3 separate regions of the Homo sapiens genome follow, and regions 1 and 2 are each linked to region 3. Evidence: read pairs that join two places in POLR2A ChIA-PET (ENCODE). Cell type or tissue: GM12878. All regions are shown on one strand.

Region 1 (4,000 bases), 550 kb before region 3:
AGGTATAGTGCATTAGACAGGACCCAGAGGGTGTTTATGCGTGGACTGATGGCCACCTCGAGGGTCAGAGCTTCTGGCTTATTGTGTCTCCAACTCTGTCCTAATACACATTTTTACCAATGGCTTGCTGGAAAAACAGAGGAAAGGCCCGTGAATTTGCCAAGGAGAGGAAGCTCTGAGTGTTCGCGAGTGCCCATGTGGAGAACAGGGAATTGTACAAGTTCGAGCTGTGTGGGCCAATAGGGAAATGGAACAAAGGGACATTTTACCTTTGTGTTCAAAATAATTAGACAAGGACAGCATGGAAGAGACACGGCTTTAGTAATAGTGTGTGTTGAAAAGAATGGGGCTGGGACATTTATTACAACAACCGACATTTGTGCAGCATTTATGAGGCATTTTCATTACTCCTTATGACACATTAGAAGTGGTAATGGGGAAACCAAGGCTGGGAGTATCTTGTGTAATTAAGCAGCAGAGCTGTAGTGTGAATTGTGTCTCTGTAACCCTGGGGTTACTTCTCTTCTTTTGTTCCCCATCTCTAACCAAGCTGCATGCTCCGCTCGTTCTTTTTTTGTGAATGTCTCTCACCTCCAATGCAGCCATCCATCCTGTTAAAGGAGTGGATTATCCATGTCTTTCTGAGACTATTGTACAACCTCCTCATTTAATCTCATTTCTCTTTCCTCCCATTAATTTTATATATGCCACATGAGCCGGATTACCAGATTTAGCAAAAAGCAAAAACAAAACGCCAAGATACTCAGTTACATTGTTACATTTGAATTTTAAAAATGAATAATTTTTATTATATGGGACATATATTAAAAATTATTTGTTGTTTATCTGAAATTCAAATTTAACTGTGCATTCTGTATTTTATATGGCAACCCTGATAATCATGAAATACCATTTCCATCATTCCAAAAATATCCATTAGTTCCCTGTTACCTGAAGGACAGGGGCCTCAATCTCGAATTTTTACAGGTAGGTAACATAAACATACAAATTAAGTGACTGGGTAAGTGGAGCCTGAAGCTAAATTCAAAATTGAGGAGCAAATGTTCCCTGACCCCAGACATTCCAGTTCAGACTTTAAACATATATAATCAACTCCAATAAAAGCAAAAAAGAAACACACACACACACACACACACACACACTCACACTCACACATCCATAGCCATCAGTGAGTCTGGCTTCTAATCTGAAACCTGGGCTAAACCAAACCACTTGGCCTGGAATTGGAGGCCCCTGATTGGCCTTTCTGCCCTTCACTCTCACCACTCTCCACCATGGGCCCTCCCATCTCTCCTCCACCAGCTCATCATGGATGGCCTCCCTAACCCATAGCCGTCTTCTTACCATGCCAGTCTCACAGGCCACTCAAGTCCACAGTGATCTTTCCCTTTCCATGGTCAATTTTGGCTCCTCTCTGTCCCAGGGACACGTTTAGCGGTCACATCATTTTTCTCTCCAACACCCGAAAGGGAATACAGGAAGTGACTTTGAGAGGCCCTTACCATATGCCAAGTCCCCTAAAAAGATCTTTGCTTATTTTTGTTCCCTCTCTCCTTAGTGAGATGGTGAAGTACTCAAGGGTAACAACCCTGTCTCATACGATTCCAAATGGTATATTGAGCTTTGCTATAACATCCATGCTCAATATATACTTTCTTACTGACAGGTCCAAGAGTGTACAAACTCATGAACTCAATGACCGCAGACTGGAAGTAAAATCACAAACCAGTGCTTCCCCCACCCCCACCCTTCCTTGGTACACCCCTGTCACCTCCCAATTCTGGCTTCAAGCATTTTTCAAGTCTGAGGCTTTAGCCCAAATTTAAGCTTTGGCTTAAATAACGTCTATTTTTTTTTTTTCCAGAGCTGATAAGAACTTACATTTAAAAGATGGTTCTTTTTTTGGTCTCAGTCCTGCTGGGTAGTTGTGCCTTGTTAGAAAATTATCCATAGCACTTTCAAAGTCCTCCTCATGAGCATGTTGAACTGAGCCAGACTTGGAGCTTTGAATGGAATGCCATTTAATCTTGGCAAAGGTCCACCTTTTGTTTCTAAGGAGGGAAAAAGCCTAAGGAACATGGGTGACTTAGGGACCGTTTGCACTTAGACCTGATCTGCTGGGGAAAGGTTCGGAATCCTGGAAATACACAAATTAGACACTGAGCTGGGAAAAAGAAAGAGACAAGCACTGGCCAGGCAACCTTCAGTTTTGCTAACGCCAAAGATTTTAAAAATATCATCCCCTTCTTAGGATTCCTTGGCCTGCCTAGCTATGTTCTGGCTGAGATGTGCTGAGCCGGGCTGGGCTGCCGGCTCCGGGACTGGTTTGTAGCCAGCTGTGCCTTCAAAGAGCTCTCTCTTCAAGACTTCCTCCAACTCTAGATTCCACAACTGCCTCCAGGAGCTGCTGGGCCAGGGAGGGCCCTTCTGGAAGCCTGGTTGCCTTTTGAATTCTGTTTTTACTCTTTTTTTTCTTTATAAACAGATTCTCTTCATTTCAGTGGGAAAAGGTGTCGTGACAGATCCATGTCTCTATTTTACCCTTAGGCCTCAAACTTCTTCATGGGAAAAGATGGCTTCTCTTTTTTAATTGAATGAACTAGAAGAAGTTCATTGTTATTCATCAACTTCAAAGAGACTATATGAGGCCCCTTGGCCAGGACTACAGAGCAGTATTTTTTAATCAGAAATTATAGCCAAAAAGAAGAGACCAGAACACATGGGTGAGTGTTACTGAATTATTGGTTTTCCTTAAATAGTCTAGTTTTGGTGTGTGAGAGGAAGAAAGTTGCAAGTGCTTATGTGCCAGGTACTGTGCTAGGATCTGAGGATGCAGAAATGAAGAAAATGCAATCCCTGGCCCTCCCACCTGTTGGGGGAAGTGGACTTCGCACCCTGTGGATAAGGAGTACACAGTGTAGCACTGTGGTTAGAAGCACCAGCTCTGTCATCACAGGGCTTGGCTTGTTTCCTGGCTCTGCTGTGGGCTGTGTGGCATTGGGCAAGTTACTTAGCTTCTCTGTGCATTATGTTTTGCATCCTAAAAATGGGGTTAGTGATAAAATCTGTGTTATATGGTTCCTGTGGGGATTTAGTGAGTTAAAATAGTTAAAGTACTTAAGCTCAGTGCTTAGCACTTTGAGTGTTTATTACTATCGTTGAGAAGATGTAGAGGAAGTATATGGGCATAGAGAGCAAGGTGCAGCTGACTGCTTAGGTGAGGCAGGGGATGCTTCAAAGAGGAGGTGACATTTGCTTTGCACTCTGAAAGATGAGTGGGAGTTCAGTAGACGAGGGTGGTGTGAGGGAACCCAGGCAGTGGGAAGCGTGGTCGGGGCAGAGAGAAGGTGATGGCTGGAAGCAGTAGCAGAAAGGCCAGTGTGGCTGCAGCCTGGGACTCTCATGTGGCTTGGGGGAAGGGAGTAAAATCACAGGCTGAGTCTGGAAAGGTGAGTTCAGGCTAGACTGAGAAAGGCTTTAAACTCCGTGTCATTAATTCATTCATATAACTCTATTATCCCCATAAAGATGAAGAAGGAAGGCATTAAAGATTATGTAATTTGCTGGGTGTGGTGGCTGACGCCTGTAATCCCAGCACTTTGGGAGGCAGAGGCTGGCGGATCACTTGAGGTCAGGAGTTCGAGACCAGCCTGGACAACATGGCAAAAACCTGTCTTTACTAAAAATACAAAAATTAGCCAGATGTGGTGGTGGGCGCCTGTAATCCCAGCTACTTGGGAGGCTGAGGCATGAGAATCGCTTGAACTCGGGAGGCAGATGTTGCAGTGAGCAGAGATGGCGCCACTGCACTCCTCCCTGGGCGACAAAGCAAGACTCCGTCTCAACATCACTGAACCAGTAGGGGGCAGAGCTGGAAGTTGAGCCTAGGTGTGTCTGACTCCACAGCCTACGCCCCGAACCTTGACTTTGTGCTTTCTCACAATGCCTATGGCTGCTGCTTTAAAACAGCACTTTCCAT
Region 2 (4,000 bases), 130 kb before region 3:
TTCTAAATTTGAACCAGGCCTTCTAAGCCCTTATACATTTATATTTGTCAAGGCATTCAGGTAGAGCATATTTTAAGAACAGTTTGATAGCTTGATTTATAACCTTACATATGGCATTTTGGCTCTATTTGTACTATTATCCTGGGAGCTTCAAGAGGCCTGAAGATTGTTTACACCAAACTAAGTAGTTTATATTACATCTTGAGGGCAATGTGGAATATTAAAAGATTTTAGTCAAACAAGTGTTATTGGTTTACTGATATTTCACAAGAACCCAGAAGGAAACCCATCACACTGCAGACACATAGTAAATATTTTTGAGTGAATGAATTACCATTTGAATTTTAGAAAGATCACTCTGGTGCAGTGTGGGGAATGTTTTGGAGAAGAACAGGATTGGAAATGAAGAGACTAGTTAGAAGGCTCTAGAAGTAACTCAAGATAAGAGGTGTTGATGTCCCTAACCCAGTTGTGGATATTAGGATGAATAGAATTGGAAAAACACACACACATCTACTGTTGTGTTTGTCACACTATGTTATAATATTTTTCCTATGGGCCCATCTCCCATAACAACTATGACATCCTTGAGAATAAGCCATTACTTCCTCACCACATTATTCTCAATGCCTAAAATTGGCATATGGTAGCCATTTGAAAAAGATTTATTGAATTAACTGATTAATGCGTGAAAGGATTATAATTTGTAATTCTCACAACGACCTTATGAGATTTCTTTATTTGGTTGAGAAAACTAAGTCTTGGAGAGATTAAATAACTTGGAATAAAATCTGAGCATCCACATTGTCCACAAAACCCAAAATGATCTGGCCTCTCCAACATCACCTATGCAACATTCACTCTCATTCACTCCATTCCAGCTACACTTGCTCATTTTTCCTTACCCAATGGCTATCTCACTTTTTTGGCACTTGTTTTATTTCCTCTGCTCTTTCCTTCAGCTCTTTGCTTTCCCTGGCCATTTTCACAACTTGGCTCAGATGTCACCTTTCCGGAAAGGTCTTCCCAGGCTACTCAGTATAAGACAGATCTTTCCAAACAAGAGTCAGAGTAAATCACACTCCATCCTATTACCTTATTTTACTTTCTTCATAGCTACTACACTATATGAAATGACCTTGCTTATGATGTATGATGTATTTATTGTTAGCCTTTCTTTCCCACAAGAAAATAATCTCTTTGAGGGCAGGACTTGCCTATCTCTTTAGGAACTGATACACCACCTGACACATAATAGACAATCGGTAGGTATTTAGCATCCATTAATGACTGGATGAATAAATGAATGAATGAATGATCTTGAGAACTTCATAAGGTATGGAGGCAAGATTTGAACACAGCATCATCTGATTACAGAGTCCTTGCTTCTGCCCATGCCTCTCATGCAGCTTCATGAAATCCCATAATCACAGGACCATCTGTCTTATTCACCACTATATTTCCAGCTCTAAATCAATGTGTGGCATATGATAGGTGCTTAATAAATATTTTGTGGATGAATTAAATATGAATTAACGTGACTGTTTTAAAGAACCTGCCTCATTACTTTATAATCACATGGTAAACAGGGTTACTATTACCTTGACCAGGACACCAGGAATATAGTGGGGTTTTATGACTGTTGACAAAATACACAAGACTATGATTCTAACTGTCCCAACACTGTCAAGCTGCGTTATCAGGAGACACATTAGAAACTCTTATAATTGTCCAGGCAAGAGATGATGAGAATCCGAACTAGGACTGTAGCACAGGGGATGACAAGGAGGAGCTACGGATTCAAGAAAGTGTTAGGAGTAAAACAGGCTGGGCTAGGGGATTTATTGAGTGTGGTGTGTGGGGGAAAAAAGTAGCCTTCAAGCTTCATACTGAGTGTGCAAGCCGGATTACAATGAGTTGATGGGTAGCTACATTCTGGAACATGGAATAAGTAAGGTGGGGTGGAGATTAGAATATAATTTGGGGATTCAAGGAAATGTCAACATCGAATGGGAGATAGTAGAGCATATTTGTAAATTTCTTAGAATCAGATGGGATTCAGAGCAAGAAGATACAAGAAAGAGAGATTGAATGATGGAGCAAGGCCCATAGATGCTTTGAAACTGTTTAATAGTCCCTGTGTGTACCTAAATGCATGTATGGTGTTTATCCAGGAGAAATGGTTTTTAAAATAAGGTTGCTCATTTCTTGCCTTTCCTAGGCTGCAAAGAACACACAACTAACAGGTGATATAGAATTTGAAGCTTAAAGACCAAGTCTACTCTAGGAGTTACTGTTCCAAATGCTTTTCTCAAGGAGATAAATTACCGAATTAGAAATAATGCAGGTTGGGCTCAGTGGCTCACGCCTATAATTCCAACACTTTGGGAGGCCAAGATGGAAGAATTTCCTGAGGCCAGGAGTTTAAGACCAGACTGGGCAACATAGTGAGACCCCATCTCTACACAAATAAAAATAAAAATAAATATTTACTGGGTATGATGGTGTACACCTGTAGTCCTAGCTACCAGAAAGGCTGAGACAGGAAGATTGCCTGAGCCCAGGAGTTCAAGGATGCAGTAAGCTAGGCGCAAATGCACTCCTGCCTGGGTGACAGAGCAAGACTCTGTCTTCAAAAGAAAAAAAAAAGGAAAAGAATAATGCCTTATTAAAGAGAAAGTACGGTTCTTTGAAAATTTTTTATTTCATTTTAAGAAGTTCTTGGCAGTATTAAAGTTTCTGATCTATCTTAGTCATACTAGGAACATGAATCACCACATACCTTCTTCTTGCGTGTGTGTGTGTGTCTGTGTGTTTGTATTTGTGTGTGTGTACAATCTTGAGAATCAGAACAACATTTTGGCCAAAGACTGACTGCATAAATGATGGTGGCCCCATAAGATTATAATGGAGTTGCAACATTCCTAGCACCTAGCGACACTGTAGCTTTAGTAAGATCGTAGCAGAAGGCATTACTCATGTGTTTGTGGTGATGCTCATGTAAACAAACTTACTGTGTTGCTAGTCATATAAAAGTAGAACACATACAGTTATGTATAGCATACAACACTTGATAAGGATAATAAACAACTATGTTGTTACTGGTTTATGTATTTGCTATACTGTAATTTTAATTATTATTTTAGAGTACCCTTCTTCTACTTACAAAAAAATTTAAAAAGTTAATTGTAAAACAGCCTCAGGCAAGTACTTCAGGAGATATTCTAGAAGAAGGCATTGTTATCATGGGAGATGACAGCTTCATGTATGTTAGCGCCCCTAGAGACAACCCAATGGAAAAAGATGTGAAAGTGGAAGACAGTGATGTTATTTTTAACCCTGATCCTGTGTGGGCCTATGCTAATGTGCGTGTTTGTGTCTTAGTTTTCTAACAACATCTTTTAGAAGTTAAAAAAATTTTAATACAAAGAAGCTTACAGAAAAAGGATATAAAAAGAAAATATTTTTGTACAACTACATCATATTTATGCTTTAAGTGTTATTACCAAGGAGTCAAAATTTTTTTTAAAAAATTTAAAGTTTATAAAGCAAAAAAGTCACAGTAATCTAAGGTTAATTTATTATTGAAAAAGAAAATTTAAAATATGGTACATATTTTACATGGAATATGGTACATATTGTACATGGAATACAATGCAGCCATAAAAGATAACAAGATCAAGTCCTTTGCAGGAGCGTGGTTGGAGTTGGAGGTCATTATCCTTAGCAAACTAATGCAGGAAGAGTAAACCACAAAGCACATGTCCTCACTTATAAGTGAGAGTTAAATGATGAGAACATACAGACACAAAGAGGGAACACTGGGGCCTACCTGAGGGAGGAGGATGGGAGGAGGAAGAGGAGCAGAGAAAATAAAATAACTATTGGGCACTAGGCTTAGTACCTCGGTGACTAAATAATCTGAAGAAAAGAAAAAAACCATGACACAAGTTTACCTATAAAACAAATCTGCACGTGTAGCCCTGAACCTAAAATAAAA
Region 3 (4,000 bases):
GCTTCATGACTTAGCCAGAACCCACATATCTTTCAGGGACTAGTTAAAAATGTTTTTATCTCTCCGGCATGCTTTCTTTTGAGTCTTTACAATGCTTCATATCGCTCGTGGTCAATACCAATAACTCATCAATTAAACTACCTAGTTGTTTAATTGTAAGTTTATTTATTTATTTCTCTTGTAAGTTTTATTATTTCATTCATGCCTGGTTCTCTAAGTAGTCGCATGCTTTGGGGGTAACATCCCCAGCAGATTTTTAAGCTCCTGGAGGGCAAGTAGTGATAGCTGATGTTTATTCATATCACACAGCACCAAGAACAAGGCCTTGGGCCTAATACGCCTTTCTCTTGATCTAATCATTTCTTCTCCATGACTTCTCTCATTGCATTTTGCATAATTCCTGAGAGGAACTTATCTCTATAAGAGAGCTCTGAATTCAGTTGTTAATCACGTATCCTGTATGCTTTTAGCCTCACTAAACAGTGGACATTTGCTCTCCAAATGGCTGGTTCCTTCTCATAGCTCAAATAAGACCTCACCCAAGAGAATCTTATTGATGTCTCCTTTCTACCGTATCACCCTCTTTATTTCCTTCATACAAATGACCACAATCCAAAATTATCATATTTGTTTCTTTGTTGATTTGGTTATTGCTTCTCTCCCTTAATACATTGTGAGCTCCTTCAGGGTAAGAATCATATCCAAATGTTTACCACTGGATCCCCCACATGCCTTATGCAGTGCCTGGCCTGATGGAGTGAGTATAGGCAAAAGTGGGAAGAGCTGATGCACAGGAATTGTCTTATTTGTTTCTGGAGGTTCCTCACCATTAATAACCCTGAGCTTAATTTCAATTACCCAGCCATATTATGGAAATTCTGGAATTCCTTGTTTTCATTAATGTTTAGCAACAGGTTAATGAATATCGCCAGATATAAAACATACATAAAATTTTAAGATCATAAATTTTATAGAAAGAGAGAACAGAGTTCAATTCCCACTCCACCATTTATATCCCATGTAACCTTAGTCATGCTCCTGGTATTATTGAACTTGTTTCTTCAACTGCAAAGTCAAGATAACATTCACCTAATGGAATTTTGTGAGGATTAAGCGAGTAACGTGTGTAAAACACTTATCGCAGTGCCAAGTAGTAAGGGTAATTGGTAGTCGCATTTAGATTCACAAAGCCAAGCAGGGAGCTGGCCCACAAGAAGGGCTCAATATATAAACGCATGTTAAAAGAAAATAGAATAGACAAGAATAGCTCCATCCTATCCCAGACCCCATAAACAGACCTAGTCTGACTAAGCAATGGATGTTAGGAATATGTAAATGTTCATCTTTAGGCCTCAGTCTTCAATGTCCAGCAGTTGTCCAAACAGTACACTTATGATAACCTGCTCTTCGTGTTCTCACCTTCTCTGGCTTTTTCCTAAACTCTTCTCCCAGTTTCCTCTTCTGGCCTCTTCTGCTTCGATTAACCAGTGGGACATCTCCCTCTGGTTTGACGCTTGTGCTCCTAGACCCAGTGGAACAGTCAGTCATATTCTGGGTCCACACACTTTTGACTCTGGGTAAAGGTTGTTCCCATTGTGTCCAGGGAAGCCCTTCTGATCTCACCGAGAGAGAGAGATGGGCCATACTCATTCAAATGAGTTAACTAGCTAAGAAAAGCAAAAATATCAGTTATCAATTTTGAGAGATAAATACATATTCAATTTTGTAATCATATTTTTATTGGTTGCTGGAAAATAAAGTATTCCACATTTTAATGTTGCACATTAGCCTGTCCACTGTTAGAGGCTAATGTTAACTATTGTTAAATTTTGAATGCAACCCATAATACACATCCTACAAATGTGATATGCCAAAACCTCTTGCAATGGAATGATTATTACACACATATGAAGGACCAAAAGGTGTGAAATTGTCAAAGCTTGTCCTTGGTTTCTTTTAACACCATTCCTTAGGAAACTGTTTCTGAGATTCATTGCTTTCCCTATTATTCTGCATTCAGCCAGTTGTCAATGAATATCCCTCAGGTGTGGACTGACATTGCCTTAAGGTGTTTTAAGTGCAAAAAAAGTCTAAGGCTTAAAATACAATACCTCCCAATGGTATTTACACTTTTATATGGGACTATTGAAAGAAAGCCCCTAAAGAATGACTCTCTCAGGGTAAGATTCAGATATCTTGAAAAAGGTTGAAAATTACACCTGTCTCTGAAATTACATCATTTGTGGGCTCACTTACTCCATCCTCCACGAAGGTTAGAGCCCAGACAAAGCAGACAGTAAGCAATAGAACGATTGAGGTGAGTATGTAAAATATGTAGCTCTCTTCTTTCACATGACCTCTGAGGTTAGAAGCAGAGTCATCGGCTCGCAGCTGCTCCAAGAAAGTTTTAGAACAATCAAGGCCAGCTGTGAAAAATCCGCTCATGGTTTGGCTTCCAACAGACAGCAGCTTTTCTGTGAAAAGTAACAGCTCCTTTTCCTTAGCTAAAACCTGAAAAGTCTGTGCTCTCTGTAAAATCCAAATTGGCCAATGAGTTTGAAAGAATATTGATACTGAAACCACCAACACAGAGAAAGCAGAAATGTCCCTTTTAGCAGCAATGTGGCACATAAAGACTGGACGTAAAGGTATATAATTCAGCATACTTATTATTTCCAGAGGGCTAAGGGCACTTAAGTTCAGTAAGCTCCATGGTCCTAATAGCCTAATATTGTGTATTTCTCATGCCTGATTCAAAATCACAAAACTCACCAGCTCATTTTGTTACTGAGAAAAAACGAGTTATGACTTAGAAGGGACCATGAAGGAAAACTAAGGCAACCTGTATAAAGCACAACAGAATATTAAGTGTGCATGTCACTTGGCTGGGACACCAGAGTATCACAGGCAAAGGGGTAGAGTTGTGGTGGATGCTGAAAATGGCTGGGTAGAGACCCTCAAGGGAGACTAGAGATAACTGTGGCTAGAAGACAAAAAGACCTGTGGGTAGGAGGTAGTGAAAGTGATTAAATCCTCCTCCTGAAGCATATTAGGGAGCAGTTGAGTCATGGGTATCAGAATGAGCCCAAGCAAAATGGTTCCTGTAATATTAAGCCATTACAGGCAAGCAAGGTCAAGGACGCTCACAAGAGGAGAAATACAGAGATGTGACAGAGAGATTTCCAGCTTCACATAGTAACGCCCGAATTGATGTTTTATCCTAATTAAAGCTTAATATAACTCTGTGGTAAGAGTTTCTTGCCCCATATATTCTGAGATATACTTCTGAACAAAGGAAATGTGCCGACTGAGAAATATTCCATGAAACTAATTGCTTGATAAATGTGTGCAAAAACACATAACACAGAGATATTAAACAGGAAAGCTGGGAGAAGTTCTGTGCTAAAGTCAATAGAATAAAATCAAACCAAAATGGTAGAGTGTGGGATAATGCAAAGAATGTCAATTATACAATTCCATTGTATAATACCACCATATAACTAGGTTCTATAAGTCCACACACACACCTAGGGAGGTAGTCTTATTTACCTCTTTCAACTTTTATGTTCTGACTAATACGTATTAGAGTCAATATTGGTATGTTGATTCCATATGACTTGTTGATTAGGGATCAGATGAGAAGATTATTCTAATACTGAAATACTCCTTTTTCACCTATGACTTAATCACCTAACTAAAGTTTACTGTGTTCTTTGGGAATCCAAAGTGGGTGGTGGGAAAATGGAATTGTCCCTGGCATCTTTCCCAAACTACACATACCCACCCATCCATAGATGCTGATGGGCCCTTAAGGGAAACCTCCCACCTTCCCACCCCTCCAGAGGCACAGTGCTGCTGACAGACACAAATTATCAGGTGCACTGAGTGAGGAAAAAATGTTAGAACCATCAGCAAAATAGGAAAAACCACTGGACTACAGTCTGATGGAACTGGAATTGAATTTGGGTTCTCACCCATACTAGCTCTTTGTTTCAGACAG

Evidence for each region. ChIA-PET counts read pairs that join two places held together with the same protein. Peaks named below come from ENCODE experiments on the same cell type or tissue, not always from the same donor. Only the 100,000 strongest peaks of a DNase experiment are listed, where the experiment ranks them.
Region 1: POLR2A ChIA-PET joins it to region 3 with 5 read pairs; 15 of 35 experiments call an interaction of 5 or more read pairs at or near these places.
Region 2: POLR2A ChIA-PET joins it to region 3 with 6 read pairs; 3 of 35 experiments call an interaction of 5 or more read pairs at or near these places.

The regions. Positions count from the first base shown.
Region 1 is chr11:95,155,060-95,159,059 of GRCh38, forward strand. LNCRNA-IUR (lncRNA imatinib upregulated) reads left to right here. Exons shown (of 3, transcript NR_110303.1): 2 at 2,569-2,744; 3 at 3,550-4,000. Among named protein-coding and RNA genes, the nearest start is that of LNCRNA-IUR, 6.5 kb to the left of the region's middle. In GM12878, a CTCF peak has its summit at 3,854 (motif pointing right); no DNase peak of the experiment used is centred here.
Region 2 is chr11:95,581,490-95,585,489 of GRCh38, forward strand. No RefSeq gene overlaps it. Among named protein-coding and RNA genes, the nearest start is that of FAM76B, 210 kb to the right of the region's middle. In GM12878, a CTCF peak has its summit at 3,283; no DNase peak of the experiment used is centred here.
Region 3 is chr11:95,708,993-95,712,992 of GRCh38, forward strand. No RefSeq gene overlaps it. Among named protein-coding and RNA genes, the nearest start is that of FAM76B, 79 kb to the right of the region's middle. In GM12878, no CTCF peak of the experiment used is centred here; DNase peaks (open chromatin) are centred at 2,469 and 3,014; H3K4me3 peaks cover 551 bases.